2 separate regions of the Homo sapiens genome follow, and region 2 is linked to region 1. A link is a loop called in an ENCODE intact Hi-C map of the cell type or tissue named here. Cell type or tissue: heart right ventricle. All regions are shown on one strand. Links, peaks and the distances in the headings refer to the core of each region. The heading gives the core; the rest is flanking DNA. Region 1 has its middle 14 kb from the start of RBAKDN. Region 2 overlaps RADIL (Rap associating with DIL domain).

What was found. A loop is a pair of places that touch in the nucleus more often than their neighbours do. Peaks named below come from ENCODE experiments on the same cell type or tissue, not always from the same donor. Only the 100,000 strongest peaks of a DNase experiment are listed, where the experiment ranks them.
Region 2: a loop joins it to region 1, with 6 times the contacts of the local background. A loop is called at or near these places in 38 of 110 quality-filtered maps.

What each region holds. Positions count from the first base shown.
Region 1 is chr7:5,078,150-5,094,314 of GRCh38, forward strand. No RefSeq gene overlaps it. Among named protein-coding and RNA genes, the nearest start is that of RBAKDN, 14 kb to the left of the region's middle. In heart right ventricle, for the core only: a CTCF peak has its summit at 7,475 (motif pointing left); a DNase peak (open chromatin) is centred at 7,472; H3K27me3 peaks cover 4,929 bases.
Region 2 is chr7:4,839,296-4,855,460 of GRCh38, forward strand. The region is part of intron 2 of RADIL (Rap associating with DIL domain); the gene reads right to left. Among named protein-coding and RNA genes, the nearest start is that of SNORD165, 9.9 kb to the left of the region's middle. In heart right ventricle, for the core only: a CTCF peak has its summit at 6,756; a DNase peak (open chromatin) is centred at 6,706; H3K4me3 peaks cover 918 bases; H3K27ac peaks cover 1,868 bases.

The DNA of each region.
Region 1 (16,165 bases), core at 4,443-12,442:
TGGCAGTGATTGAAAATAAATGGGGCTAGGTGTGGTGGCTCATGCCTGTAATCCCAACACTCTGGGAGGCCAAGGCGTGGGGACCACCTGAAGTCAGGAGTTCGAGACCAGCCTGGCCAACATGGTGAAAACGCATCTCTACTAAAAACACAAAAATTAGCCAGGTGTGGTGGCAGACGCGTCATCCCAGCTACTCGGGAGGCTGAGGCAGGAGAATTACTTGAACCCAGGAGATGGAGGTTGCAGTGAGCCAAGATCACGCCACAGCACTCCATCCTGGCTGACAGAGCAAGATTGTCTCAAAAAAAATAAATAAATAAAAATAAATTGACTACTCACAGGAGTACTTTGATCTCTGTTGGGAGGTAAAGAACCACTATTTCTTTACAATTCTTTTCAATAGAGTCAGGGTTTTGTCACGTTGCCCAGGCTGGCCTGGAACTCCTGGGTTCAAGCGATTCACCTGCCTCGGCTTCCCAAAATGTTGGGATTACAGGCACACCCAGTCTACAACCTTTTCTTTCTTTTCTTTTCTTTCCTTCCTTTCTTTCTTTCCTTTCTCTCTTTCCTTTCTTCCTTTCTTTCCTTTCTTTCTTTCTTTTTTTCCTTTCCTCATTTCCTTTCTTTCCTTTTTCTTTGTTTTCTTTCTTTCTTTCCTTTCTTCCTTTCAACAGGGTCTCACTCTGTCACCCAGGCTGGAGTGCAGTGGCATAATCTCAGCTTACTGCAACCTCCGTCTCCCAGGTTCAAGTGACTCTCCTGACTTAGCCTCCCGAGTAGCTGGGATTACAGGTGTGAGCCACCACGCCCAGCTAATTTTTCTATTTTTAGTAGAGACAGAGTCTCACCATGTTGGCCAGGCTGGTCTTGAACTCCTGACTTCAAGTGATTTGCCTGCCTTGGCCTTCCAAAGTGCTGGGATTACAGGTGTGAGCCACAGTGCCCAGACTAAAACCACTCTTGCTTAAAGCTTTGTGGCTAAAGTGATGACACCTTCTCCGCCTGCTGTGTCCTGGGCATAGCCGGGGGCATAGCTGGGCATTTCTACACTGCCACAGGCTCATTTTCTGGTAGGTCTTCACTTGAGCCAAGCCAGAGGAGCGGGCCTGGGGTGACATTGGCCTTCAGCAGGCTCAGTGGCCGAGCAAGGGAGATGTGGGAGGATCTAGAAAAGGGGTTAGGCTGGGCGTGGTGGCTCACGCCTGTAATCCCAGCACTTTGGGAGGCCAAGGCAGGTGGATCATTTGAGGTCAAGAGTTCGAGACCAGCCTGGCCAACATGGTGAAACCCGTCTGTACCAAAAATACAAAAATTAGCTGGGCATAGTGATGGGTGCCTGTAATCCCAGCTACTAGGAGGCTGAGACAGAAGAATTGCTTGAACTTGGGAGGCAGAGGTTGCAGTGAGCCGAGATCACACCACTGCACTCCAGCCTGGGTGATAGAGCGAGACTCAGTGTCAAAATAGAAAAGAAAAGGGTAAGTATGGTAGTCACACCTGTAATCCCAGAACTTTGGGAGGCTGAGGTGGGATGATTGCTTAAGTCCAGGCATTTTGAGACCAGCCTGGGCAACATAGCAAGACCCCATCTTTATAAAAAATAATACTAAGCTGGGTGTGGTGGCCGGGGCCTGTAGTCCCAGCTACTCAGGAGACTGAGGTGGGAGGATAGCTCAAGCCCAGGAGTTGGAGGCTGCAGTGAGCTATGATTATGCCATTGTACTCCAGCCTGGGCAACGAAGCAAGACCCCATCTCTACATAAAAATTTAAGAATTAGCTAGGCATGGTGACCTGTGCCTATAATCCCAGCTACTCAGGAGGCTGAGGCAGGAGGATTGCTTGAGCCCAGGAGTTTGAGACTAGAGTGAGCTATGATCATGCTACTGCACTCCAGCCTGGGTAACAGAGCAAGACTCTATCTCTTTAAAAAAAAAAAAAATGTGGGCCGGGCGCGGTGGCTCACGCCTGTAATCCCAGCACTTTGGGAGGCCAAGGCAGGTGGATCACGAGGTCGAGACGATCCTGGCTGACACATTGAAACCCTGTCTCTACTAAAAATACAAAAAATTAGCCGGGCATGGTGGCGGGCTCCTGTAGTCCCAGCTACTCGGGAGGCTAAGGCCGGAGAATGGTGTGAACCAGGGAGGCGGAGCTTGCAGTGAGACGAGATAGCGCCACTGCACTGCAGCCTGGGTGACAGAGCAAGACTCCGTCTCAAAAAAAAGAAAAAAAATGTGGAGGGCTGAGGTGGAGGGCTCAGAGAGGACAGAACTGTGCAGATGGCAGGGCTGGGAGTGATGGGTAGGCAGGGCTGGGATAATCAGCTGAGCTCAGGTGGGGTGGGTATGGCTGGTGGTGGAGCAGCCCGCACTGGGCCTGGGTGAATGTGCATAGTGTAGACATCAGCAGCAAGGGGGGGACCCTGAATGGTGCAAGGAGAGGCTGCAGGAGATGTGACAGCTGCCCTGTCCCTTGGCTTCAAGCAACAGTGTGGCTTAGGTGGCACTTTGGTTGCCTCTGTGACCCCAGGCTGATAAAACCACCCAATCACATGGCAGCTACTTCTACCAGAAGGTGAATGCCCATCAGGCACTGGGACCCTCCTCTGCATCCCCGGCGTTTGCCTAAACCCCAGACGAGCAGGGCCAGCTGCTGTTCCAGCATCTGTGCTAGAGCTTGGCTCACACTGTTCCACTGCCTGGAATGCCAGCCTCTGTCCTCTCCTCCGGCCCATTAGAAAGGGGGAAACTGAGACATCATGGCAGAGCCTATAAGATGTTATCAACATTCTATGTCAATTTATTTTTTATTTTTTAATTTGCTTTTTTTTTTTTTTTTTTTGAGATAGAGTCTAGCTCTGTCGCCCAGGCTGGAGTGCAGTGGCATGATCTCAGCTCACTGAAACCTCTACCTCCCGGGTTCAACCGATCCTCCCACCTCAGCCTCCCGAGTAGCTGGGACTACAGGCATGTGCCACCATGCCTGGCTAATTTTTGTATTTTTAGTAGAGAGGGGATTTCACCTTGTTGGCCAGGCTGGTCTCGAACTCCTGACCTCAAGTGGTCTACCCACCTCAGCCTCCCAAAGTGCTGGGATTTCAGGCGTGAGTCACCATGCCTGGCCATGCCAATGAATTTAAATATTTGGATAAAACCAACAACTTTCTAGAAAATTACTGAAACTGACATAAGAAATCGAATCTGTAACTTAAAATCCCCCCACCACGGCCCAGCGCGGTGGCACATGACTGTAATTCCAGCAGTTTGGGAGGGCAAGGTGGGAAGAACTCGTGAGGCCAGGAGTTCAAGACCACCCTGAGCAACATAGCAAGACCCCCCGCCTCTGTCGCTACAAAAAATTTCCAAATTAGCCGGGCATGTTGGTGTATGCCTGTAGCCCCAGTTGCTTGGGAAGTGAGGAGGAAGAATTGTTTGAACACAGGAGGTCGGGGCTGCAGAGAGCTGTGATTGCATCTCTGCACTCTAGCCTGGGTGACAGAGTGAGACTCTCTTTTTTTTTTTTTTTTTTTAAGACTTTAGAAAATGGCCTTTTGAGGACCTGGCTCTTGCCTTGAATGAATGAGGGGACCTCTTCACCCTTCAGACCCCCAGAATGGCAGGTTCCCTCTCCCCATGGGTATTTCTGCTGGGACTCTCTCTGGGTTCACCTGAAAGGTACAGAGCTCTTCAGCTCCCTTCCACTCTTCAGAAAAGACATCCCTCGCCACAGCCTGAGTCCACTGGAGCACACAGTTGATGACTTTTAGGCTGTTGATATTTCTCTGGTAACGTGTTTTTTTATTATTATTATTATTATTATTATTATTATTATTATTATTTTGAGATGGAGTCTCGCTGTGTTTCCTAGGCTGGAGTGCAGTGGCACAATCATAGCTCACTGCAGCCTCCACCTCCTGGGCTGAAGTGATCCTTCTGCCTCAACCTCCCACGTAGCTAGGACTACAGGCACATGCCACCATGCTGGCTAGTTTATTTTTTGTACAGACAAGGTCTTACTCTATTGCTCAGGCTGGTCTCAAACTCCTGGGCTCAAGCGATCCTCCCACCTTGGCCTCCCAAAGTGCTGGGATTATAGGAATGAGCCACCATGCTGGGCCTCTTTGCTTAAAAAAAAAAAGTCACTATTTGCTGTACCCCAGTTTCCATTTACCATGTGTCTGGGGTGCATCCTGCCCAGTCATCTGAGAAGGAAGTGCCAGGGATTCAATTATTTCCAAAAACTGGGTTTCCAGGTTTTGCCATTGAGAAATAAATTGGGATTTGGGTCAGGTGCAGTGGCTCATGCCTGTAATCCCAGAACTTTGGGAGGCCGAGGCAGGTAGATCACTTGAGGCCAGGAGTTCAAGACCAGCCTGGCCAACATGGCAAAACCCCGTCTCTACTTAAAATACGTTTTTAAAAAAGAAGAAAAAGAAAAAAGAAAATTAGCCGGGCATGGTGGTGGGTGCCTGTAATCCCATCTACTCGAGACACTGAGGCAGGAGAATGGCTTGAGGTGGAGGTTGCAGTGAGCCGAGATTGCACAACTGCACTCCAGCCAGCCTGGGCGAAAGAAACCGGGATTTAGAAATGCCTCAGGTATTGGGCTCCTGTCTCCTCTTGCGGGGGTGGGGGAGAGTGGTATTTTCACGCCTTCCAGGAAGCAGGGGGGTGTCTCCAGTCCCATAACCTTCTTCTCACCTGGATTTGCCATGCTGGTGAGTGCTGCAAAAGTGCTGAGTGAGCCAAGCACACCTTGTCCCCTCCCTAGCTGGTCTCTCTGGGACAGCCTGGTCCACAGTTCCTTCTGCTTTTCCAAACAGAAGACCTTTGTGGTTTTCTAACTTCACCTGTGACTGGCAGGTGCAAAGTGCTGGGAAACCCACGCGGTCAGTCTCCCCCGGCCTCCGCCCCGGTCCCTCTACTTCCTCCAATTCAGTGTCGTTCATAATAAAACGGATTTTGATTGCTATGCATCTGACACTGGTGTTTATGGCTTGGGGGATTACAAAGTTAGGAAAGGAAGAGGGGCTGGTATCAACCCCCAAACTAGCATGCTTACGTGGATTGCAAGGAGTCTGGCATGGTGATGTGTGCCTGCAATCTCGCAATGCGTCCGTTATGTGCGCTTGCCTTCGTCCAGCGTGGTTATCTGCACTCGCAATGCGTCTGGCATGGGTACCTGCGCTTGCGATGGGTCCGGCGTGATTATGTGCGCTTGGCTGCATCTGGCGTGGTTATTTGCGCTTGCAATGCGTCCGGCAGGGTTATGAGCGCTTGCAATGGCTCCGCACGATTATCTGTGCTCGCAATGAATACGGCAAGGTTATGTGTGCTTGCCTGCATCCGGCATGGTTATCTGCGCTTGCAATGTGTCCGGCACGGTTATGTGTGATTACAGTGCCTCTGGCATGGTTATCAGCGCTTGCAATGCATCTGTTATGTGCGCTTGCAATGTGTCTGGCATGGTTATGTGTGCTTGCAATGCTTCCGTTATGCGTGCTTGTACTTGCTGGGGATATGGACCAGCTGCATCGCCTTTGTTTCTCTCCATCCCACTGCCTCATGATAACCACCATGCCAAAGCAGCAACTGTCCCCCACAATCTGAAGGACGTGACATCGAAGCTTCCCTTGAAACCTACTGAGGAGCTTGTAAGAAACTGATTTGGCACAAACAATCCCCACTGCAACTCACTCAATCCACAATGAGGACTTTTTTTTTGAGACAGAGTCTCGCTCTGTCGCCCAGACTGGGCTTGAACTCCTGGGCTGAAGTGATCCTCCTGCCTCAGCCTCCTGAGTAGTGGGGAGTACAGGCACGCACTCCACACCAAGCTAATTTCTTAATTTTATTTTGTAGAGACGGGGTCTTGCTATATTGCTCAGGCTGGTCTAGATCTCCCAGGCTCAAGTGATCCTCCTGCCTTGGCTGGGATTACAGGCATGAGTCACTGCATCCAGCCCCCATCCCCCTTTTTTGGCTTAACCCCACCAAGATAAAGGGAACATGAATACAGTTAAAGGTAGAAAAGAGACGTCCACACAGTGTTAGGAGAAACATTACTAATGGCAACCCCTGGTAGAGCAAAGCTGAAGCCCAGGCTGGGTGCAGTGGCTCACGCCTATAATCCCAGCACTTTGGGAGGTTGAGGCAGGTGGATCACGAGGTCAGGAGTTCAAGACCAGCCTGGCCAAGATGGTGAAACCCCATCTCTACTAAAAATACACAAATTAGCTGGGTGTGGTGGCAGGGGCCTGTAATCCTAGCTACTTAGGAGGCTGAGGCAGGAGAATCGCTTAAACTCAGGAGGTGTAGGTTGCAGTGCGCAGAGATCGCACAACTGCACTCCAGCCTGGGCAACAGAGCAAACCTGTCTCAAAAAAAAACCCTGAAGCCTAAGTTCTTCAGAGGCAAACACTCCTCGGGAGGGGAGTCAAAGAGGAAAAGGCTCTGGGATTGGCGGAAGCATATGCGCCAGAGGGTGGAGATGTGCAGTGGGCTGCGAACAGGAGGCCTGTTCAAAGTCAGAGTGAAGGCTGGGCACAGTGGCTCATGCCTGTAACCCCAGCACTTTGGGAAGCCAAAGCAGGAGACTCTCTTGAGGCCAGGAGTTCGAGACCAGCCTGGGCAACATAGTGAGACCCGCATCTCTACAAAAAATAAAAATAGAAAAATTAGCCAGATGTGGTGGTGCACACCTGTAGTTCCAGCTACTTGGGAGGCGGGGGTGGGAGGATTGCTTGAGCCCAGGAGCTGGAAGCTGCAGTGAGCTGTGATTGCACTACTGCACTCCAGCCTGGGAAACAGAGCCAGACCCTATGTCCCTTTTTTTTTTTTTTTTTTTTTTTTTTTGAGACAGAGTCTTGCTCTGTTACCAGGCTGGAATGCAATGGCATGACCTCAGCTCACTGCAACCTCCGCCTCCCGGGTTCAAGCAATTCTCCTGCCTCAGCATCCTGAGTAGCTGGGACTACAGGCGCCCGCCACCATGCCCGGCTAATTTTTGTATTTTTAGTAGAGATGGAGTTTCACCATGTTGGCCAAGATGGTCTCCATCTCCTGACTTCGTGATCTGACTGCCTGGGGCTCCCAAAGTGCTAGGATGACAGGGGTGAGCTAACCCGACGTCTTTAAAAAAAAAAAAAAAAGTGTAAATGAAGAGTGGTAAGACATGAGACCCCCTCTACACTGGGCTGGGTGGTCGCTCGCCCCAGTCTGCAGAGGGAAAGAAAAGGTCTGAACTTGGAGGTGTGAAAATGGAACCTCTCTAGAAAGCTGCACCCTGGCCAGCGACACCACAGCTGTGTCTCCTGGAGCTGGGAGCATCCCCACTCACACCTCAGGGAGGGAGTGGAGTATTCCCAGGTGCAGATATGGCCCGGTGCAGATACGAACCCAACCAAGTTAAAGCCCTCTTGAGGGTCCTGCCGCTGTCCCCATGACAAGTGCGAGGCAGCCCTGCCCCCTGGTGGCAGCACTCAGAACTGCATCAGCAGGTGGGCTGCCCTAGGACCGGGGGACATCGCAGGCAACATAAATGCCCTTGTGGGTTACAATCTAATAAGGAAGATGTTCAATCATCTTATTAAAATAATCGGCCGGGCGCGGTGGCTCACGCCTGTAATCCCAGCACTTTGGGCGGCCCAGGCGGGCAGATCACGAGGTCAGGAGATCGAGACCATCCTGGCTAACACGGTGAAACCCTGTCTCTACTAAAAATACAAAAATTAGCCGGGCGTGTGGCGGGCACCTGTAGTCCCAGCTACTCCGGAGGTTGAGGCAGGAGAATCGCTTGAACCCGGGAGGCAGAGCTTGCAGTGAGCCGAGATTGCGCCACTGCACTGCAGCCTGGGCGACAGAGTGAGACTCCGTCTCAAAAAAAGAAAAAAAAATTTAGCCTGGCGTGCTGGCCTATAATCCCAGCAACTTGGGAGGCAGAGGAAGGAGAATTGCTTGAACCCGGGAGGCGGAGGTTGCAGTGAGCCGAGATTGCACCACTGCACTCCAGCCTGGGCAACAGAGGCAGACTCTGTCTCAAAAAGAAAAAAAAAATTACTGCTGTGAAGGGAACAAGGGGCTGAAGTAATTACAGGGGGGCCAGGGACAAGGTGGCATTTATGAGAGGTTGGGGATGAGATTTTGAAGATGGTCTCTGGGTTCCAGGCCGAGCTCACTCTGGTGCTCCTCTGGGCGGTGGAGCGGGGCTCTTCGCTGGGCTGCTTATTCCAGGCTCTGAGCTCTGGGCGGTGGGCTCAGGCTCTCCCAGGGATGTCGGTGTCTGTGCGGTTGCCACTGCCCAGTGGCCTGGGTTCTGCTTCTCCTCTGGACTCAGGTTCTCTCTGGGGCTGACAAGATCCAGGTGGGCAGAGAATGAGGTGAAGGCTTGAAGACCAAATCATGGGAGATGCCGGGAATGGGTGGTGCTGTCCACTCTGACCGCAATTTCCCATCAATATCCAGACCTGTGCCTGCAACATCAAGACCTGTGCCTGTTCCTAAAGAGTGCGGGTACCTGAAGCCCCCCACAAGGGCTCCCCCTCTACAAGACCTGCCCCCAGGATCTTAGGGCCTGGGAAAAGCAGGAGCTAAGATGAGGGTTTTGGGGGAGAGGAGGGGACCCCTTCATTGACTCCATGGACCAGCCTCAAAACAGAGATGGAGGCAGAGATGTTCAGAGATAGTACCAGTGTCAAGGAAACTCCTGTGTCGCCCCTAGGTCAGGCTGCCCTGGAGAGAAGTCCAGAGCCCCTGGAGGGGATAGACTGAGCTAGAGAGATAAGGGGGTGGCTGGTGCTCCCCTACTTCATCAGATAGGACTGTGAAGCCTGGGAGCAGGCTGGGAGTCCGAGGATATGGGAGAACATTCACAGCTGAGAAGTAAAGGAGAGGGTGGGCGCGGCAGCTCATGCCTGTAATCCCAGCACTTTGGGAGGCCGAGGTGGGCAGATGACTTGAGCTCAGAGGTTCAAGGCCAGCCTGGGCAACATGGCGAAACCCCGTCTCTACCAAAAATTACAAAAACTAGCTGGGCATGGTGGTACGTGCCTGTAGTCCTAGCTATTTGGGAGGCTGAGGTGGGAGGATCGCTTGAGCCCAGGAAGCAGAGGTTGCAGTGAGCTGAGATCACACTACTGCATTCCAGCCTGGGTGACCGAGCGAGACCCTGTCTTAAAAAGAAGAAGTAAAAGACTGATTCATCCCCTCCTGGACACATAGCCCCTCTAGAGCTGTCTTTGACAGTCTCGGCTGCCATAACAAAGTCCCATAGACTGGCTGCCTTATCAACAATAGATATCTATTTCTCACAACTCTGGAGACTGAAGATCTGAGATCAGGGTACATGGTCAGCTTCTGGTGAGGGTCCTCTTCTGGGTTCCAGATCACAGACTTCTAGTTGTGTCTTCATGTGGTGGAAAAAGAGGGAGCTCTCTGGGGTCCCATTGATTGATCGATTGATTGATGGAGATGGAGTTTCACTCTTGTCACCCAGGCTGGAGTGCAGTGGCATGATCTCGGCTCACTGCAGCCTCCACCTCCCCGGTTCAAGCCATTCTCCTGCCTCAGCCTCCCAAGTAGCTGGGATTACAGGCATCTGCCACCATGCCCAGCTAATTTTTTGTATTTTTAGTAGAGACGGGGTTTCACCATGTTGGGCAGGCTGGTCTTGAACTTCTGACCTCATGATCCTCCAGCCTCAGCCTCCTTAAGTGCAGGCATTACAGGTGTGAGCCACCGCACCCGGCCATCCCTTTTATTAATATAAGGGCACTATGCCATTCGTGAGGGTAACACCCAATCACCTCCCAAAGGCCCATGTCTCATAATACCATTACCTTAGAGGGTAGGTTTCAACATATAAATGTTGGGGGGAACATGTTCAGTCTACTGCAAGAGCAATGGGGTAAGTTTCAGTATTGGGGTGTGCATGAAATGGGGGACAATATTGCAGGCAAAGACACTGGCTGAGAGCAACCCCTCCAGCTCGTACCCCAAATACCCCATTAAGATCTCATTTATTTGTCCACAGAATGGGAACAGAAATAGCACTTTGGCCAGGCGCGGTGGCTCACGCCTGTAATCCCAGCACTTTGGGAGGCCTAGGTGAGTGGATCACGAGGTCAGGAGTTTGAGACAGGCCTGGCCAATATGGTAAAACCCCGTCTCTACTAATACTACAAAAATTAGCCGGGCATGGTGGCTTATGCCTGTAATCCCAGCTACTCAGGAGGCTGAGGCAGGAGAATCACTTGAACCCAGGAAGCGGAGGTTGCAGTGAGCCGAGATTGCGCCATTGCACTACAGCCTGGGCAACAAGAGTGAAACTCTGTCTCCGAAAAAAAAAAAAAAAAAAAAAAAAAAGGAAGGAAGAAATAGCACCGCCCATGGGAATGGGATTCCCGCCCTCTTGGGCTGCTGTGTTTGGCTCCAGAGTGTAGAGCCTGGGCTTGTGAAGACAGGGGGAGCCTTCCAGGCCTCTAATTTCCTGAAGCCATTTGTGGGGACTCCTGAACACACCTGGAGGAAGTCCCGCCTCTCTCCAGAAGAACAGGGCAAAACACTGCCCTCTGACGACAAATTGTAGTTGCTTTTCCCAGGAGCACTGAGCTTTAATTTTTTTTTTTTTTTTTTTTTTTTTCCTGAGACAGAGTCTTGCTTCGTCACCAGGTTGGAGTGCAGTGGCGCAAACTCGGCTCACTGCAACCTCCGCCTCCCGGGTTCAAGCGATTCTTCTGCCTCAGCCTCCTGAGTAGCTGAGATTATAGGCACCCACCACCACGCCCAGCTAATTTTTGTATTTTTAGTGGAGACAAGGTTTCACCATGGTGGCTGGGATGGTTTCGAGCTCCTGAACTTGTGATCCACCTGCCTTGGCCTCCCAAAGTGCTGAGATTACAGGCGTGAGCTACCACGCCGGCCTGAATCTTAATTTTTGTTCCGCAAACGCCCTCCTTCTGCCCTCAGGCCTGGGAGGAAAATGCTCCTTCTCTAACTCCGTGGAGTCTCTGCCCCAAGGGGATCCATCAAACAGGAAATTCAGGATTCCAATTTGTAGGGACAAGTACCAAATTTCCTTCCAGAAAGCTTGACAAATTACCTTCCACCAACTGCATGCAAGAAAACCTCTCACCTCTACCAGGCTGGTTAGAAACTTACAAATTTTTTGCCAATATTTTTGCAAAAACACAGTATTGCATTTACAGTTTTTTCATTTGCTGAATCAAAGGTAAGCTGGGAGGCAGGATCACTTCCAGAACAGCAGAATAAACACCTCTGATAATCGGCCAGGCGCAGTGGCTCACGCCTGTAATCCCAGCACTTTGGGAGGCTGAGGCAGGCAGATCATGAGGTCAGGAGTTTGAGACCAGTCTGGCCAATGCGGTGAAACCCCATCTCTACTAAAAATACAAAAATTAGCCAGGCTTGGTGGTGCACGCCTGTAGTCCCAGCTCCTTGGGAGGCTGAGGCAGGAGAATTGCTTGAACCTGGGAGGCGGAGGCTGAAGTGAGCTAAGATCGCACCACTGCACTGCAGCCTGGGCAACAGAGGGAGACTCCATCTCCAAACAAAAAAAAACTCCAAAATAACTGAAAATCTCCTCCTCCATAAAAGTCACACAAATCCTGGCAAAAATGGTCAAAACCAACTTCTCCATAACTTTAGAAATTAACCAAAGGCTTATAACAATTCGGGGAATTTAAGAAAAATACCTGAATATCTCTAAGATTGTCAATCGAGAAAAATGATGAGACAAGCGTCAATTATTTTAGGAGGTTTATTCACCAAAGTTAACGATGCACACCTGGGAGACAGGTCTATGTCTTTCTCCAAAAGTAATTTTGAGACCCCACCATTAAAGGGGAAAGGGCGAGATATTGAGAAGTACACAATTTTCATGTAAGAAGGAGGTAGGAAAAATAGTCATTCATGCCTGTTGTCTGGTTCAGTGAATCTGTTTCTCCCCGCCCCCAAAGAGGGTCTCATTCTGTTGCCCAGGCTGGAGTGCAGTGGCACAATCTCAGCTCACTGCAACGTCCGCCTCCCGGGTTCAAGCGATTCTCCTGCCTCAGCCTCACAAATAGCTGTCATTACAGGTGCCCACCACCACGCCTGGCTAATATATGTATTTTTAGTAGAGACGGGGTTTAACCATGTTGCCTGGGGTTGGTCTCGAACTCCTGACCTCAGGTGATCCACCCGCCTCAGCCTCCCAAAGTGCTGGGATTACAGGCATGAGCCACCGTGCCTGGCCTGTACTTTTTTTTTTTTTTTTTTTTTACATAAGATAACATAGACAAAATGGGGCAGGGGAGCAATCAGATATGCATTTGTGTCTGGTGGGCAGGGGGTTGACTGCACCTGTAAAAGGTAAGCTATCAGTTTACATTGCCCTGGTGAAATTTTCACAGAAACACCTTAAAGATCTTGCAGCTCACTAGGAATTTCCTTGTGAGCAAAATGTGAGGGAGGCTTGTAGCTTTTCATCTTGTAGCCATCTTATTTAGAAACCCAAAAATGGGGAGGCAGGTTTGCACAACCCAGTTCCCAGCTTGACTTTTCCCTTTGGCTTAACGAGTTTGAGGTCCCAAGATTTTTTTTTTTTTTTTTTTCGAGATGGAGTCTCGCTCTGTCCCCCAGGCTGGAGTGCAGTGGCACGATCTTGGCTCATTGCAACCTCTGCCTCCTAGGTTCAAGCAGTTCTCCTGCCTCAGCCTCCTGAGTATCTGGGATTACAGGTGCCCACCACCACACCTAGCTAATTTTTGTATTTTTAGCAGAGATGGGGTTTCACCATGTTGGCCAGGCTGGTCACGAACTCCTGACCTCAGGTTATCTGCCCGTCTCAGCCTCCCAAAGTGATGGGATTACAGGCGTGAACCACCATGCCCAGCCTGGGGTCCCAAGATTTAATTTCTTTTCACGAGACCAGTGAGCTTTGTAGCATGTGGACTTCCCATTTCCTTCTTCCCAACTCTGATAGCTTTAAAATCCAATAGGTTTGGCCAGGTGCACACTTGTAATCCCAGCACTTTGGGAGGCTAAGGTGGGTAAATTGCTTGAGCCCAGGAGTTTAAGACCAGCCTGGGCAAGATGGCGAGACCCCATATCTACAAAAAATACAAAAATTAGCTAGGCGTGGTGGCACAAGCCTGTAGTCTCAGGTACTTGGGAGGCTGAAGTGGAAGGATCGCCTGAACCCGGGAAGTCGAGGCTGCAGTGAGCCATGATCATGCCACTGTACTCCAATCTGAGCAATAGGGGTGAGACCCTTCCATCTCAAAAAAAAAGAAAAAAACCCAACAGCCTTTACCCACAGTAGCTGTAAAAACCAGTACTTTAGGCCGGGCGTGGTGGCTCACACCTGTAATCCCAGCACTTTGGGAGGCCAAGGTGGGCGGATCACGAGGTCAGGAGATTGAGACCATCCTGGCTAACACGGTGAAACCCCATCTCTACTAAAAATACAAAAAATTTGCTGGGCATAGTCCCAGCTACTTGGGAGGCTGTAGTCCCAGCTACTCGGGAGGCTGAGGCAGGAGAATGGCGTGAACCCGGGAGGCAGAGCTTGCAGTGAGCAGAGATCGTGCCACTGCACTCCAGCCTGGGCGACAATGCGAGACTGTCTCAAAAAAAAAAAAAAAAAAATTAACCATTTTGAGAGAAAATGGGTTTGAAACTCGCCAAAAAGCCCTATCTTCAGAGAATTGTCAGTACTTCACCTATAAGGCAACTGTCTAGAAAAGCCCCACTCAGATGACTTTTTAAATTTTTTCCTTTGAGGTAAAGTCTTGCTCTGTTACCAGGCTGGAGTGCAGTGGAGTGATCTTGGCTCACTGCAAGCTCCGCCTCCTGGGTTCAAGTGATTCTTTTGCCTCAGCCTCTCCAGTAGCTGGGACTACAGGCACGTGCCACCATGCCCAGCTAATTTTTTTTTTTTTTTGAGACGGAGTCTCGCTCTGTTGCCCAGGCTGGAGTGCAGTGGTGCGATCTTGGCTCACTGCAGGCTCCGCCCCCCGGGGTTCACGCCATTCTCCTGCCTCAGTCTCCCAAGCAGCTGGGACTACAGGCACCCGCCACCTCGCCCAGGCTAATTTGTTTTTTGCATTTTTAGTACAGACGGGGTTTCACCATGTTAGCCAGGATGGTCTCGATCTCCTGACCTCGTGATCCACCCGCCTCGGCCTCCCAAAGTGCTGGAATTACAGGTGTGAGCCACCGCGCCTGGCCTACCCAGCTAATTTTTGTATTTTTAGTGGAAACAGGGTTTCACCATGTTGGCCAGGATGGTCTCGATCTCTTGACCTCGTGATCCACCCTCCTTGGCCTCCCAAAGTGCTGTGATTATAGGTGTGAGCCACCGCGCCCGGCCTCAGAGGACTTTTATCCACTTTCAGTAACAACTCCCCTAGAAGGTTAATACCCTATTCCCAGGACATTTTTCAAAAACAATCAGTAGCAATTGAATAACATTGCAGCTCCCTGGGGTGGCAGTACCAGCTAAGACACACAAGAGGCTGGCCAGAAAGCATAAAATGATAATTTCGAGCATGAGAGGTCTATACAGGGTTTTGAAAAGGTCTAACATGTTCCAGTGATCTAGAAGGACATACAATATATAAGGCCATGCAGATGCCTGTGAAATACCACAGACACCTCCAATGTCTCACATCTGTTGTCCTTAGATTCTGAACTGGCAGGAAGTGAAAGCTAAGCGCAGGCTTGTCGACTGCTGGGGTGTTGAAGATGGACCCCAACACACAGGGGACCCTTGGCAAAAACTGGAAGACTTATTCGCTTAAAGCATTTAAGGAAATCTGTACAGTCGCTAGCTGAACACTAAACTGAGCAGAGACGAGAACCAAGAGCAAGAAAATCTGAAAACGGGGAAGGAAATCTGATTACCAGAGTTACCATAATACAGTATTTAAAATCTCCAGTTTTTGTTTGTTTGTTTTTTGTTTGTTTTTCTGAGACACAGTCTTGCTCTGTCACCCAGGCTAGAGTGCAGTGGCACGTTCTCAGCTCACTGCAACCTCTGTCTCCCTGGTTTAAGCATTTCTCCTGCCTCAGCCACCGGTGTAGCTGGGATTATAGGCACTCGCCACCGTCCCTGGCTAATTTTTGTATTTTTAGTAGAGACGGGGGTTTCACCATCTTGGCCTGGCTGGCCTCGAACTCCTGACCTTGTGATCCACCCTCCTCGGTCTCCCAAAGTGCTGGGATTACAGGCGTGAGCCACCACACCTGGCCCTAAAATCTCCATTTTTATGCAGAAAAAGCGATACATGCAAAGAAACAGAAATGTGTGGCTCATATACAAAATATATAAAAAGTAGTCAATACAAACTGGCCCTGAGGAGTTCCAGGGTTGGGCTTATTAGACGAAGACTTGAAGCTGTTATAAATATGTTCAAATAACTAAAGGAAATGTTGTCTAAAGAGTGAAAGCAGAAGAACAATGTTCCACCAAATAGAGAATATCAATAGATACCAAAATCAGGTATCTCTATTAGAGGCTGGGTGCAGTTGCTCACACCTATAATCCCAACACTTTGGGAGGCTGAGGTGGGAGGATTGCTTAAGCTCAGGACTTTGGGACAAGCCTGAGCAACATATACCCCCATCTCTACAAAAGTTTTAAAAATTAGTTGGGCATGGTGGCACATTCCTGTAGTCCCAACTACTCAGGAAGCACTTGAGCCCAGAGACTGAAGCTACAGTGAGCTATGATCATGTCACTGCACTGTAGACTGGGTGACAGAGTGAGACCCTGTCTCAAAAAATCAAAAACAGAAATCCAGTAACAGCAAAAAACACTAAATAGAAGTTTTGAGTTAGAACTTCACTAGAGGGGCTCAGCAGCAGATGTGAACTGGCAGAAGAAAGAATCATCAAACTCGAGGATAGGTAAATTGAGATTAACCAGTATGAGGAGCAGAAAGAGGGGAGAAAGGCTTATGAGACTTGTGTTGTACCATCAAGCATAGCAACATACGCGTAATTGGAATTCCATAAGGAGTGGGGAGAGAGAAAGGGGCACAAAAAGTATTTGAAGAAATAGTGGACAAAACTCCATAAATTTGATGAAAAACATTAATCTACAGAGCCAAGAAGATCAATGTACTCTAACTAGGATAAACTCAGAGATCCACACGTAACTATA
Region 2 (16,165 bases), core at 1,757-9,756, 240 kb before region 1:
GCAATCTTCTTAGTACTGATTTCTAATTTTATTGGGCTGGGGTCGGAGAGTGTGCTTGGTATAATTTCCGTTTTTTTTAATTCGCTGAGAATTCAAACAAATGTGTTTTATGGCCAAGCGTGTGGTCAGTGTAGAGCTATTTTATAAAAGAGCAATGCACACAGTGCGTTTACCACATGGCGGCTGTCCTCAACAGGTGGCAGGGGAAGCCTAGGCATGGTGGAAAAAATGACTTCAATTTCATAGGATTTAGTATAGTGCCAGTATGTAACAGAATATATGTTATATATAATTTATGATAAATATATTATCATAACTTTATATCATGTTTGACTTATTTCATTTTTTTAAACTCTAAACAAATATGATAAAAATCTTTACCTGTCAAATCTGGGAGGGGAACCCAGGTGTCAGATAAATGTAACTGATGATACTTTATTTTTAAAAGCTTTCCTGTTGGTTTGTTTTGGGACAGAGTCTCACTCTGTCGCCCAGGCTAGAGTAGCAGTAGCAAAATCTTGGCTCACTAGAACCTCTGCCTCCTGGGTTCGAGTGATTTTCCTGCCTCAGCCTCCCAAGTAACTGAGATTACAGGCACGTGCCACCATGCTGGGCTAATTTTTTTATCTTTAGATTAGAGACAGGGTTTCACCGTCTTGGACAGGCTGGTCTCGAACTCCTGACCTCAAGTGATCCGCCCACCTCGGCCTCCCAAAGTGTTGGAATTACAGGCGTGAGCCACCGCGCCCAGCATAAACACTTTTGTTAAAATAAAAATCACAGAAGTTTGAAAGGCCTCTTGCTCACGTGTGGCTTTGTGACTTGGCCCTGTCCCAAGATGAGGCTGCGGCAGATGGGACCCAGCACTCTGCTCCCAGGGGGTCGGCTGTCAGGCTTGTTGGGGGCCGACATGGCCTCCCAAGTTCCCATAGAGAGAGCTGCAATCGTGCCCTGTTTGTGCCTGACCTGATACAGCTTCGTCACCTGAGTCACCTGAGCGTCTCAGCTCTGTGCAGACCCAGGGCGGATCTGCCTCAACTGGGACAGAAAGTGCCCCCACTTGGCCTTTGGGTGGAGGGAGACAGGAGCCGAGGCACGTGGAGAGCATCCCTCGTGATGCTGACCCCAGCCACCTTCAGAAGCATCGCATGGCGCCATCGCTAGACACACAGCGTGGAGTTGTCAAGGCCCTCAGACCCGGCAGCACACTGCTCAGGAAGGGTAGGCCAGGGCTTTGCAATTTTAGGGACTGCCTGATTTGGGGGTCTTATATAGGTGTGCTCTTTGCCAAGAACAGGGTCACCCCAGGGGCCCTTATGCTACCAATGGGAGATTCCGCCAACATGAAATAAGTTCAGTGAGAAATACATCATCAAGAAACCACTATTTCTGGCCGGGCGCGGTGGCTCACGCCTGTAATCCCAGCACTTTGGGAGGCCGAGGCAGGTGGATCACGAGGTCAAGAAATCAAGACCATCCTGGCCAACATGGTGAAACCCCGTCTGTACTAAAAATACAAAACTTAGCTGGGCGTGGAGGTGGGCGCCTGTAGTCCCGGCTACTCGAGAGGCTGAGGCAGGAGAATGGCTTGAACCCAGGAGGTGGAGGTTGCAGTGACCTGAGATCGCACCACTGCACTCCAGCCTGGGTGACAGAGCGAGACTCCGTCTCAAAACAAAACAAAACAACAACAACGAAAAGAAACCACTATTTCAAAACAAATGAATTCTAATAAAGCAAAATGGCAGGACGGCCGCAGCCTTTCATAACAGTAATTTTAGATGGGAAGTTATTCATCTTAAATAAAGCGCCAGACCCTGCTGTGGGTGAAGGAGACACCTCCAGGCTGCAAGCCAGAATACGCCCATGTCTTCTGTTGCCTACCCCATGTGAGGGACAAGACAGGCCGAGGTCAGCTGTGGCCCCAACGCCCTCGTCTTCTTCAAGGACCCCTGGGAATGTTCCTGCCCTGGCGTGACTGAGTTCACTGGGATCAGAGGTGCTGCGTAGGTTTAAGGGATGCCCAGAAATCTGTATTGGTAAATGCCATCTGGAAGTTTCTAGAACAGCAGCCAGGGAGGGGAGCCACTGCCAGGGCACTCCCCCTCCCCCAAAGCCCTGTCCACAGCGGTTCCTTACAGGGAGCAAAGTGACACCCACAAGCGCTGGGAGAGCTTGGTGGGAGCATCCAGTTTGATCTAGTGTTGATTTCAGTCCTTCTCAGGATAAGTGTCTGTCAGTTCCTGCAGAGGAAGCCGGCGGGCGCGGGTCTCCCCTACTGCCCCGTGTTGATCCACTCTAGTGGAGAGGCAGAAAAGCAACCCAGCCCAGGAATAAGGCGGGGTCTGGGTAACTGGGACCTTGGTGGGCAGCCCTGCTTCACCCCAGCAACCCTCAGGAAACTGCCTGGCTCCAAACATCTGCTAATACATGGGGTCCCAGCCTCAGAAGCAAAATGTACACTTTCTGACATTTTAAGAAGAGAACACAAGGCCAGGCCCAGTGGCTCACGCCTGTAATCCCAGCACTTTGGGAGGCCGAGGCGGGAGGATGGCTTGGGTTCAAGCCGAGGCTGATCAACATCGCCAAGTCTCTACAAAAAATACAAAAATTAGCTGGGTGTGGTGGTGTGTGCCTGCAGTCCCAGCTACTTGGGAGGCTGAAGGGGAGAATCACCAGAGCCCAGGAGGTCGAGGCTGCAGTGAGCTACGATCACGCCACCGCACTCCAGCCTGGGCAACAGAGCAAGACCCTGTCTCCAAAAAAAAAAAAAGATGCAACAAGGCCAGAGGCTGGAATAGCAGCGTAGGCCTCGTAAGGGACCATGGTTTGCAGACAGGCCTGCCTGGTCATGAAATGTCTGCCTTTGACAATGGGATAGAAGGAGTAGAAAGTGCAGGGCGCCGGGGCAATGGGGAAGATGGGGATGGGACGGTCGTTGTTGACATCTTCTTCTACTCTCACAGCAGAGGCCGTAAGGAAAGGAGGGCTGAGCTCCATGTCCCTGAAGCTCTGTTAGCGGCCTTCCTCCCCAGCCTGGGCCAAGCCGAGCTGCTGAGCACATCCTCATCTCCAAGGTGAGAAACTCACTCCTGGAGGAAGCGGCGAGGGAGACAGCATGCAGCCACAGCCACACGGCTTTGTCTAGGCCACCCCCCTCCCCTCCTCGAGAAGGCAGTGCCTAGTGACCCGCTGCTGGCAGAGAGGGCAGGGCTCTGCGTGCCGGGGGTGCACAGGGAAACTGGACAAGCAGCTGGTGACCGTCACCAGCTCCCACGGACTCTGAACAGCCCTGGAAAGAAAAACACAGGCTCTTCCTGAACGTTGCTCAATTCCTCTATAAACTCAGCCGGCAGCTTTCGCCTCCTGATCCTGTTTTCTCTTCCCTCCCTGGCTCTTGATGGTTTGGAATAATGATATATACAACTTGGAACCGTTTCTGTCACCCATCCCCACTCGCAGGCCTCAGAGATGAAGTGACTAGGAGTGGAGACGGAGGGGATAATGAAACGTTCCTGGGCTGGGGAACTTTACCACTACTGGGGAACCGGAGACCATTGTACTTATTTGCTATGTTGCCCAGGCTGGAGTGCAGTGTGGATTCACAGGCGTGGTCACCATAATACCCTGCAGCCTCGAAATTCTGGCCTCAGGGCCTCAGAATAGCTGGGACTATAGGTGCGCACCCCCATGCCCGGCAAGAGACAATTTTTTTTTTTTTTTTTTTTTGAGAAGGAGTCTTGCTCTGTCACTCAGGCTGGAGTGCAGTGGTGCCATTTCAGCTCACTGCAACCTCTGCCTCCCGGGTTCAAGTGATTCTTGTGCCTCAGTCTCCCGAGTAGCTAGGATTACAGAAGCCCACTACCCCCGACCCCCGCCAGCTAATTTTTTGTATTTTTAGTAGAGATGGGGTTTCGCCATGTTGGCCAGGATGGTCTCGATCTCCTGACCTCGTGATCCGCCTGCCTCGGCCTGCCAAAGTGCTGGGATTATAGGTGTGAGCCACCGCGCCCGGCCAAGAGATGATTTTAAAGTGGCCCCTAGTAACAACCGGGGACGCGCTGCTCAATAAACTCTGCAGTTACTGCTGCAAAACACAGAGGTCAGATGGGCCTGAAACGAGTCTTCTGTTAGCTGAGGCACCCTTTTCTAAGCTAGCAAAGGACACAGAGCCGTAGGACCATCAAGCAGTCCTTGAAAGAAAATCATTTCAAATGTACAAAAAAGAACTTCTCAGGCATCATTTGGTAAGCATTTCTCTATGCCATGGCCAGCCTGACTCTGGGCATTTTGCATCTAATTCCATTTTATTCTCATTATAGAAACCCTACAAAGGCTGGGTGCGGTGGCTCATGCCTGTAATCCCAGCCCTTTGGGAGGCTGAGGCAGGTGGATCACCTGAGGTCAGGAGTTCAAGAGCAGCCTGGACAACATGGGGAAACCCCGTCTCTACCAAAAATACAAAAATTAGCCAGGCATGGTGGTGGGTACCTGTAATCCCAGCTACTCGGGAGGCTGAGACAAGAGAATTGCTTGAACCCATAAGGCGGAGGTTGCAGTGAGCCGAAATCACGCCACTGCACTCCAGCCTGGGTGACAGAGCGAGACTCCATTTCAAAAAAAAAAAAAAAAAAAAAGCCTTACGAAGGAACTGTGGCTAAACAGGAACATATTAGCCTCATTTTGGGAACCAATTCTGCCATGAGGGAAACAATTCTAGGGAGAATATATACGTAACTTCCTCTTGCCATCAGGAACAAGACAAGGATGCCTGCTGTAACCACTTCTCTTCAAATTTGTACTAGGTCCTAGCCAGTACAACAGGCAGGGAAAAATAGGGGAAAGATACAGGATTGAAAACAAAGAAGTTGCCAGGCGCAGTGGCCAACACCTGTAATCCCAGCACTTTGGAGGCCGAGGCAGGCAGATCACGAAGTCAAGAGATCGAGACCATCCTGGCCAACATGGTAAAACCCTGTCTCTACTAAAAATACAAAAAATTAGCTGAGTGTGGTGGCACGCGCCTGTAGTCCCAGCTACTCGGGAGGCTGAGGCAGGAGAATTGCTTGAACCCGAGAGGCAGAGGTTGCAGTGAGCTGAGATCGCACCACTGCACTCCAGCCTGGCAACAGAGTGAGACTCCATCTAAAAAAAACAAGAAAAGAAAAGAAAGAAGTTCAATTATCATTATTTTGCAGACAATGTGATTGTGTATGTAGGAAATGCAAAAGAATCTATGGAAAAATTATTATAATTAACAAGTGAATTTAGCAAGGTGACTAGACATGGTGAATAAGCAAAATTCAGGCTGTTTTGTTTTGTTTTTGAGAGAGGGTCTTGCTCTGTCACCCAGGCTGGAGTGCAATGGCACGATCACAGCTCACTGCAGCCTCCACCTAACTGGGCTCAAGCAATCCTTCTGCCTCAGCCTCCCAAGTAGCTGGGACTACATGTGCACACCACCACGCCCAGCTAATTTTGTATTTTTTATAGAGACAGGGTCTCACTATTCTGCCCAGGCTGGCCGCAAACTCCTGTGCTCAGGCAATCCTCCCGCCTCAGTCTCCCAAAGTGCTGGGATTACAGGTATGAGCCACTGCACCTGGCCAGTAATATATTTAAAGATCAGAAGCAAATCATGTTGGATTCATGACCCAGGAGTCAACCACATGTGGCCCCTGAGTGCTAGGACTGAGGAAAGGGACCGAATTAAGAAACGAGGGGTGTTAGAATTTGACCTACGTAGGAAAAAAAAAAGGAAGAAAGAAGCGAGAGGTGTCCTGTATATGAAAATTATATTTACAGAATACTTTAGAAACCTAACCTAAAGAAAGCTAATGTAGGCTGGGCATGGTGGTTCATGCCTGTAATCCCAGCACTTTGGGAGGCTGAGGCGGGAGGATCACTTGAAGCCAGGAGTTTGGGAGCAGACTAGGCAACACAGCAAGACCCCAAATCCACAAAAATAAAAAGATGAACCAGATGTGGTGGGACACGTCTTAGTCCCAGCTACTCAGGAGGTGGAAGCAGGAGTACCACTTGAACCCAGGAGATGGAGGCTGCAGTGAGCTATGATTGTGCCACTGGGCTCCAGCCTGGGTGACAGAGCAAGACCTCATCTCTAATAAATGAAGTCAGAAAATGAAGGCATATTCTGAGAAAACACCAGAATCCCATCTCTAATCGATCAATAAATGAAGTAAATGAATGCATACACTAAGAAAACACCAGAATGAAAAGCACCAAAGCGTTGAAAATGATTCTCTCCGGGAGGTGACCTGACAGGTGATTTCTCCTCCTTTCTCTATACTTTCACTTACTTTCCAAATTTTCGGCAAAATGAGAGGTTCCATTTTTTTAGACGGGGAAGAAATTATTTTTTTACATACTCTAGGGTATTATTTCCATGATGAAACTTGGACCGCCTCACACTAATTAGAGTCTTACTCAGGGAACAACAATCGCGCTCTCTGAAAAGCAACTGAAAACCTAATTAAGATAATGGGTAACTGAGGAGATAAAATGCTTAAGCCATTTGTTAGGCAGACACAGATGGAGACAGAGCTCTCCGGGGCTGTGCCGAGGAGAGAGCAGCGTGGCGTAACCGAGAACTTCCTCCAGCCGAAACCAGGGGCTGTAGCCAGTTACCCCGGGAAGCTGTGAGCCCTTCGTTAGAGAGGGTCACGGTGACCAGCGAAGCACAGTCCTGCTCACCGCGTCCAGCATGGCGCTGGGCACGCCACCAACAGCGACAGCCCTATGGAGGGCGCTGTTTCATCTCAGGCACCACTGCTTATTTGTCTCTTTTGTTCCAGAGCTACAATCTTCTTTTTTTTTTTTTTTTTTTTTTAAAGAGACGGAGTCTCGCTCTGTCACCAGGCTGGAGTGCAGTGGTGCGATCTTGGCTCACTGCAACCTCCGACTCACTGCAACCTCCGACTCCCTGGTTCAAGCGATTCTCCTGCCTCAGCCTCCTGAGTAGCTGGAATTACGGGTGCCTGCCTCCATGCCCAGCTAATTTTTATATTTTTAGGAGAGACGGGGTTTCACCATGTTGTCCAGTGTGGTCTCGATCTCCTGACCTCGTGAGCCACCCGCCTCAGCCTCCCAAAGTGCTGGGATTACAGGCGTGAGCCACCGCGCCCGGCCCTATTGCTTTTTTAAGTATCTTGAGTTTTAACTTTGGTGGGGGAGTCTTTCCTTGCCATCTAGAAAATGATTCCAACTCCCTTCCCTCCCCTGCATCTGTCTTTTTTTTTTTTTTTTTGAGACGAAGTCTTGCTCTTGTTGCCCAGGCTGGAGTGCAGTGGTGCTGTCTCAGCTCACTGCAACGTCCGCCTTCCAGGTTCAAGCGATTCTCCTGCCTCAGCCTCCCAAGTAGCTGGGATTACAGGTGTGTGCCACCATGCCTGGCTAATTTTCGTATTTTTAGTAGAGATGGGGTTTCACCATGTTGGCCAGGCTGGCCTCAAAACTCCTGACCTCAGGTGATCCACCCACCTCAGCCTCCCGAACTGCTGGGATTATAGGCATGAGCCACCGTGCCCAGCCACAACCACATTTTTTAATGGACAAGGATTTGAATAAACATTTCTTCAAAGAATAAATATACATGGCCAATAAGTACAGTAAAATACAATAAAAAATGCTCAACATCATTAGTCATTTGGGAAATGCAGAGGAAAACCAAAATAAGATACCACTTCACACCCACTACCATGGTTATAATAAAAAAGGTAAACAGGCCAGGCATGGTGGCTTACACCTGTAATCCCAGCACTTTGGGAGGCCAAGGTGGGTGGATCACTTGAGGTCAGGAGTTCAAGACCAGCCTGTCCAAGATGGTAAAACCCCGTCTCTACTAAAGATACAAAAATTCCCTGGGTGTGGTAGCAAGTGCCTGTAATCCCAGCTGCTCATGAGGCTGAGGCAGGAGAATCGCTTGAACCCAGGAGGCAGAGGTTGTAGTGAGCCAAGATGACGCCAATGCACTGCAACTGGGCAACAGAGCAAGACTCCGTCTCACCAAACAACAACAACAAAAAAGTTAAACAATATCAAGAGTGCAGAAAGACTGGACCCCTCATACACGATTGCTGGAAAGTAAGATGGTGCAGCCATTGTGGAGAACAGCTTGTCGGTTTGTTAAAATGTTACACATGAATTTACCTGTGACTCATAAGTTCAACTCCTAGGTATATGCCCAAGAGAAGTAAAAAATACACGTCCACGCAAATGCTTATGCACAAATGTTCACAGCAGCATTATCCAGAATAGTCAACAAGGGAGAAATAATCCAAATGTCCATCAACGGGTGAACAGATGAACAAAATCTATCCATACGATAGGCTACTGTTTAGCAATGAAAAGGAACAAAATACTGATGATACCTCTTACAACATGGATGAGCCTCAAAAATATGCTACGTGAAAAAAGCTAGATGCAAAAAAAAAAAAAAAAAAAAAAAAAAACACACAGGTATGACTCTATATATACGAAATATCTGGAAAAAGCAAATGTATAGAGCCAGAAAACTGATCAGGGGCTGCCTGGGTCTGGGGGTGGGACCGGCTGACTGCTAATAGACACAAAGGATCTTTTGGTGATGAAAACGTGCCGGCCGGGTGCAGTGGCTCTCGCCTGTAATCCCAGCACTTAGGGAGGCCGCAGCAGGCGGATCGCTTGAGCTCAGGAGTTCGAGACCAGCCTGGGTGACATGGTGAAACCCTGTCTCTACCAAAAATACAAAAATTAGTCAGGCATGGTGGCACACATCTGTAGTCCCAGCTAACTCGGGAGGCTGAATCGGGAGGACTGCTTGAACCTGGGAGATGGTGGAGGTTGCAGTGAGCTGAGATCACACCACTGCACTCCAGCCTGGGTGACTGCACAGACTGGGTGACTGAGTGAGACCCCGTCTCAAAAAAAAAAAAAAATTGCTAAGACTGGACTGTGATGATGATGATCACACAACTTTGTAAATTTACTAAAAATTCATTCAATTGTATACTAAAAACAGGTAATTTTATGGTATAAAAATACCTCTTATAATAAAAGTTTTTTAAAAAAAAAACCCAGCAAAGACATTTCTTTACGTCATAAGCCCCCAGTCCAACAGAGACAAGGAAGATAGCTCCAAGAAGCTGAAATTGATAAGATATCGAATATATCTGAACATCTTAAAAGAGGGAAGACAACAGAGTGTTAAGGGAATGCGGAAATAATGAAAAGTAGCAAGGAAAAGAATGGACAAGCAAGAAGGACAATAATTAACTACAAAGAAAAATAAAAGTTGGACAGGAAGGAAAAACAATATTTGTATAGACCCATCTTTAGTTGTGAAAAGCTATACATGATCATAAAAAGGTAAACCCTGATTATTAATTTAAAAAAAAACATGGCTCTATTGAGAAGATCGGGCAATAGGAATTGGAAATTTGGAGAGGCGGGTGGTGAAAAGACCTAAGTTCTCATTTTCCACTGAAGGAAGTCACTAGAAAATGTCTGAAATTTTTAAAAACCAAGACATAGTAGGATACGTTTGTTAAAGATAGGGAATTAGGCCGGGCATGGTGGCTCACACCTGTAATCCCAGCACTTTGGGAGGCCGAGGCGGGCAGATCACCTGAGGTCAGGAGTTTGAGACTAGCCTGACCAACATGGAGAAACCTCATCTCTAATGAAAATACAAAATTAGCCGGGCGTGGTGGCATATGCCTGTAATCCCAGCTACTCGAGAGACTGAAGCAGGAGAATCGTTTGAACCTGGGAGGCAGAGGTTGTGGTGAGCCGAGATCGTGCCATTGCACTCCAGCCTGGGCAACAAGAGGGAAATTCTGTCTCAAAAAAAAAAAAAAAAAGGGAATTAAAAGCCAGAAAGAAAGAGTTCACAGTTGAAAGTGGTTATGGGGAGTTCAAAACTGGGAAGAAGGAACGGCTATGGCAGAGAACTGCTGTTTTGCTTTTAATCGGTAATGAGAAACTATTGCTTTAACTGTGCACATATATATATAACTTTGGTGAAAATAAGTAAAAATATTTAAGTGTACATAGTTTTCATTCTACTGCAAGAATGAATTAATGAATGAATGAACGTTGATGGGATCAATTCCATCAACTCCTAAACACACTTGTTTATCTTCTAACATCTCTGGAACTGGAAGGCATCCTGTATTCTGTGGAATGTCGGCCAGGCTGCAGCTGTGAGGCTACAGCTTGGTTTTTGTTGCCTGGGGCAAGGTTCTGAAACATTTCAGTTCATTCAGGACCATCCAAGGCATGAACATGCCTTCCAGCTGTTATCTGCAACAAACCTGCAGACCGAATGGCAGGTGGCTTGGAAGAATGTACTAGAGACAGCAGGGGGTGCCACATCACCAATCCTCTTGAGGACAAAGAAAATGATACTGTGTGGGGAGTGTGGACAGGGACGGCTCTCATTTGAAAAGACTTAGAATCTTAATTCATTTCACTCCTGCATACCTTTCTGCGTACGCACAAAACGAACACAGATCACAATCTGTGTTGAAATAAATCTTTAGCTACAATACAGCTTAAGTACAAAAATAAAAATCCTAGGTAATAAGAAAGTATTATGTCCTAGTTTAATTGTATTTTTTATGGTGGTTAACACTGGTGATCTTACTACTGATAACATCTTTTCTTGGTGAAATATAGTATATGTAGGAATGTATGTTGCAAAATTGTTCCTAACAATCCCCAAATACATAGAGTGTTTCGTCTACACCAAGGAATATTCCATAACCATTAAGATGAATGAATTGGAGGTATAACACACGATGTATTTTCCAGAGAGGATCTGGTATGAAAAATACAGAAAACTAAGTATATGATTCCCTCATTGTTTTCTTTTTATTTTTTTCTTCATTCCTTTTACCCACACTACACAGACGATCCCTTTAAAAAAAAAAAAAAAAAAAAAACCTTTGACAGAAAGAACCCTGTATGTATGTATATACATGTGTAAGAAGTCCCCTGCAGAATAATATAAGCACAGAAAAAGCATGGAAGGTCACTATGGTGGGCAGAATTCTAAGATGGCTCCATGGTCTCTGCCCCCTGGGCTCACTCTGTGATTATGCTGCATGGCAGAAGAGATTCTGCAGATATAATTAAGGTTGTCTATCAGCTGACCTTGAGATATGGAGGTTATTTGCTGGGCCGAACCTAATTACGTGTGCTCCTTCAAAGCCCAGAGTTCTCTCCAGCTGGTCACGGAAGAGAAGTCAGAGAGGTTTGAGGTGTGAGACGTGTGTGATGCCAGGGCAGCTCTCCAGGGCATCACGGGGCAACCTGACAACAGTCACTGGGAGCTGAGAGTGGTCCACGGCTGTGAGCCAGAGAGAGACAAGGGGAGAGATGCAGAGACTTCAGTCCTAAAACCACAAGGAATTGAACTCTGCCAACAACCTTGTGAGTCTGAAAGAGGCCCCTGAGCTCCAGAAAGGAACGCAGCCCAGCCGATACCTTGAGTGCAGCCGTGTGAGACCTGGGCAGAGGGTCCAGCTCTCCCGTGCCCAGACTCCTGACTTGTGGAAAACGTAAGTTAAATAGTATAGTTTTAAGCTGCACTTGTAGTTGCAAGCAATAGAAAACAAGTTCAGGGCCGAGTGTGGTGGCTCACACCTGGAATCCCAGCACTTTGGGAGGCCAAGGCAGGTGGATCATCCGAGGTCAGGAGTTCAAGACCAGCCTTGCCAACATGGTGAAACCCCATCTCTACTAAAAATGCAAGAAAAAGTAGCCGGGCATGGTGGCACACACCCGTAATCCCAGCTACTTAGGAGGCTGAGGCAGGAGAATCACTTGAATGTGGGAGGTGGAAGTTGCAGTGAGCCGAGCTCATGCCATTGCCTGGGTGACAAGAGCAAAACTCCGTCTCAAAAAAAAAAAAGAAAAAAAGAAAAGAAAAGAAAAGTTCGGATTTTAGGGCCAGGAAATGGGGTGCTACTGTAACAAATACCTAAAATGTGAAGGTGCTTTGGTAACCAGGCAATAGGTGGAGGCTAGAAGGACTCTGAGAAGCAGGATGGGGAAAGTCTAGATTCCCTTGAACAGGCTACTAGGAAATGTGCACAGTAAAGACATTGCTTCTTTCTCAGAATAAAGTGAGAACTTTCCTAAATCACCTCAGAGAAAGGCAAAATTGCTGCAAACAGCAGAAACCTAGATGGCTCACAAGACTGCCAGCGAAGGCTCAGAAGGAAGCGAGGGGCATGTTACTGGAAACTGGAGGAAGGAGGGTTCTTGTGATGTGAGGGCAGGGAGCTCACTGAATATGTCATCCTGCAATTGCTGGAAACAGAATTTGCAAATGGTGAACCTGAAGAGATGGCTGAGGAGGTTTCCAAGCAGAGTGTAGAAGGTGCTGCCTGGTTTCTTCTTGCTGCTTATGGTTAAGAGGCAACAGGAGAGAGAGAAATTAAAGAACTGTTCAGCAAAAAAAGAACCAGGACTGGACAAGTTTGAAAATGCGCAGCCTTCCCAGATGACAAGAGATGCCAAAAGTCAGAAATGGCTTCTGATGAGAGGCACAGAGGAAAAACCAAGTGTGGGTCTGGACAACCCTTTGCTGAAACCCAGGAAGACCAAAAGGTCAGGGTACCTGGCCACATAAATGACTCAGTAGAGTCAGGGTGTTCCTCATATATTTTTCTTAGTCAAAACAGAGGACCTCAAGGAAGTTCAAGAGCACTGTCCCTCCACCATCTCACCAGAAGCTGAAAGTAGAGAAGGGATTATCTCAGAGACATTTATGGATGTGGCTTCTGTCTACTGGAGTGAATTCTCAGGAAATCCTCATCCGGCCCACAGGCTCTTCAGAAAATTATACCAGCAGAAACACTGGCTGGCCTAGACTGAAGGGAACAGAGACACTGAAAAATGAAGGGGGTGGCTACAGACAGGAAGTGGCTGATAGACATGCTACCGTCCATGCAGAGGGAAAGATGACTCAGAGGATGAAGCCAAGATCCCAGAGGGTGGCACCAAGAGGACAGAGGGCAGAGCTGAGAGACTACCCCAGGCCTTGGAACGGAACAAAAGAACTTCCACTGGAATTTGCCTCACTAGAGTTCAAAAATGCTTTGGGCCAGGCCAGTGGCACCTTTTTACCTTCCGTTTCCTCCTATTATTTATTTATGTATTTATTGAGACAGGGTCTAGCTCTGTTGCCCAGGCTGGAGTGCAGTGGCATGTTCAAAGCTCACTGCAACCTCAGACTCCTAGGTTCAAGCAATCCTCCCATCTAAGCCTCCTGAGTAGCTGGGAACACAGGTGTGTGACACCATGCCTGACTAATTTTTTATTTTTTGTAGAGATGGGGGTCTTGCTATGTTGCCCACATAGCACAGAGTGGCTGGGATTACAGGCATGTGCCACCACACCCTGATAATTTTTGTGTTTTTGGTAGAGATGGGGTTTCACCATATTGGCCAGGCTGGTCTCAAACTCCTGACCTCATGTGATCCACCTGCCTCGGCCTCCCAAAGTGCTGGGATTACAGGCGTGAGCCACCGCGCCTGGCCCATTTCCCTCACTTTTGAACCAGAGTGATTGTTACCCTATGCCTGTCCCACCCTTGCAAGTTGGGAGGGCTGGGGCAGATATTTGTGTCTTTAGTGTTACAGGTCCACAGATGGAAAGAAATAGCGCCCCAAGAGTGGTACTTAATGGATTATACCCAGACGCCCCATTCACACCTGATTTAGATTAAGATGATGAGATTTTAGACTTGAAGTGATACTATAAGAGGATGAGACTGGGGGACCTTGAGATGGGGTGAGTGTATTTTGCATGTGGGTGTAGCTATGGATCACTGGAGGCCAGAGGGCAGGCTGTGGCAGCCAGAATTCTAAGATGACCCCCAGTGACCCCTGCTTTGCATAACCCGCCCTCCAACCTTGAGCGTGAGTGGGAACTGTTCGTGTCATTTCAAGATTATGTTTTGTTGTATGACAAAAGAGATATTTGCAGATATGTAAATAAGTTTTCTCATCAGTTCACTTTGGGTTAATCAAAAGGGAGATTATCCAGGTGGGCCTCACCTAAACACATGGGCCTTTTAAATAGCAGAAAGGAAGTCAAATACTCAAAGAATGATGGAGATTCCATGTGCCACTGCTGACTTTAAGATGCTGGGGGTAGGCCGGGCATGTTGGCTCACACCCGTAATCCCAGCACTTTGGGAGGCCAGGGCGGGCAGATGACCTGAGGTCAGGAGTTTGAGACCAGCCTGACCAACATGGAGAAACCCCGTCTCTACTAAAAATACAAAATTAGCCAGGCATAGTGGTGGGTGCCTGTAATCCCAGCTACTTGGGAGGCTGAGGCAGGAGAATCGCTTGAACCTGGGAGGCAGAGGTTGTGGTGAGCCGAGATCACGCCACTGCACTCCAGCCTGGGCAACAACAGTGAAACTCTGTCTCAAAAAAAAAAAAAAAAAAATACGCTGGGTGTACATGGAAAGTTATTTGGAAGTGATTTTGAACTTCTAAATATATGTGTGTTGTGAAAGAGAAGACTATCATTGCCATTTACTAGACATTCTCTCCTTCCTCTTAATAGCATAAGCCCTAAGCTATTGGTGAGGTGATGTACCCAGCTAAGAAAAGAGACATTTTCCTGTCTCCCTTGCAGGTAGGCACAGCCATGTGACTACGGTGCAGTCAGTGAAAGATGAGGGGATGCCGCTGTTGGGACTTCTCCGAAAGCTCCATAGGTGGGCAGTTTGCAGGTACACCTTTGCCATTCCCCGTCTTCCTTCTTTCTTCCTGCCTTAAATGAAGATGTGATGGCAGGGGCCCCATTAACCATCCTGCACCTTGAGGTAACCCTGAAGATAGAAGGCATGAACTAGAATGATGGGGCCGAAAGTAGAAAAAGCCTGGTCCCTGGTGACCAGGAAAGCCACCGTTACCAGCCCCGAACTTACTGTTAGGTGAAAGAAAGCTGTATTGTGCCCAAGCTACTCTGACCTGGCCAAATGCAATTCCAAACTGATGAGGGGGCATTAGGTGGGGTTTTCTGTTTGCTTTTGTTTCTGGGGAGGGTGGTGTTTGGTTTTTGTCATTGTTGATAAAGAGGTTACCACTTTGGGCCGGGCGCGGTGGCTCACGCCTGTAATCCCAGCACGTTGGGAGGCCGAGGCAGGCAGATCACCTGAGGTCAGGAGTTCAAGACCAGCCTGGCCAATATGGTGAAATCCTGTCTCTACTAAAAATACAAAAATTAGCTGGGTATGTTGGCGGGCGCCTGTAATCCCAGCTACTCGGAAGACTGAGACAGGAGAATTACTTGAACCCGGGAGGCAAAGGTTGCAGTGAGCCGAGATGGCGCCACCGCACTCCACCCTGGGCGACAGAGCGAGACTCCGTATCAAAACAAACAAACAAACAAAAACAAAAAGATACCACTTTGGTATTGGTTGTTTAATTATATTTCACACATATGAAAGCATTTGTAACTTAGACTAATAACAAAATAAACACCATTTCATCCACCACCCAACCTAAAAAGAATGCACTAGTTCCAGAGTCACATCAACCCTCCCAAGCACATCTTCCTGCCTGTCCCCACCTCTCACCCCACCAAAGGGAATCACTTTCCTGGATTCCGTGTTTAACATGGCCTTTTTTCATTTATAGTTACACCACACATTTTTGGAACCCTAAATTACACTGCTCTACTTTGCTTATTTTGAAACCTTATGTAAATGGTATCACACTGTGTGCATTTTTGTGCTTTTCCCTCAACATGATGACACACAGCTAACACTGACGCAGGCAGCTACGGTCTAATTTCACAACTTTATGGTATTTATTGCATGAATATGCCACCATCCAGCCATTCCCTCATTGATGGATATGTGGATTGTTTGGAACTTTCGGCTACTACAAAACGTTGACATAAACACTCTCATACTCATTTTCAAATGCTTCCTGACTTTTCTACCACCACGAGAAATACCAGAGAAAATTATGGTAGTTAAATGGCACACTGGAGGTAAACTAGAAGGTGTGTAGAGTTCTGGACACGGCTGTGGTCCCACAGACTCTGGTCACCCCAAAGACTAAGGGGATCAGTAAGATGAAGTACATCAGTGTCCCACAGCATGAGGGTGAAGACCTACGAGGAGACTAATTGG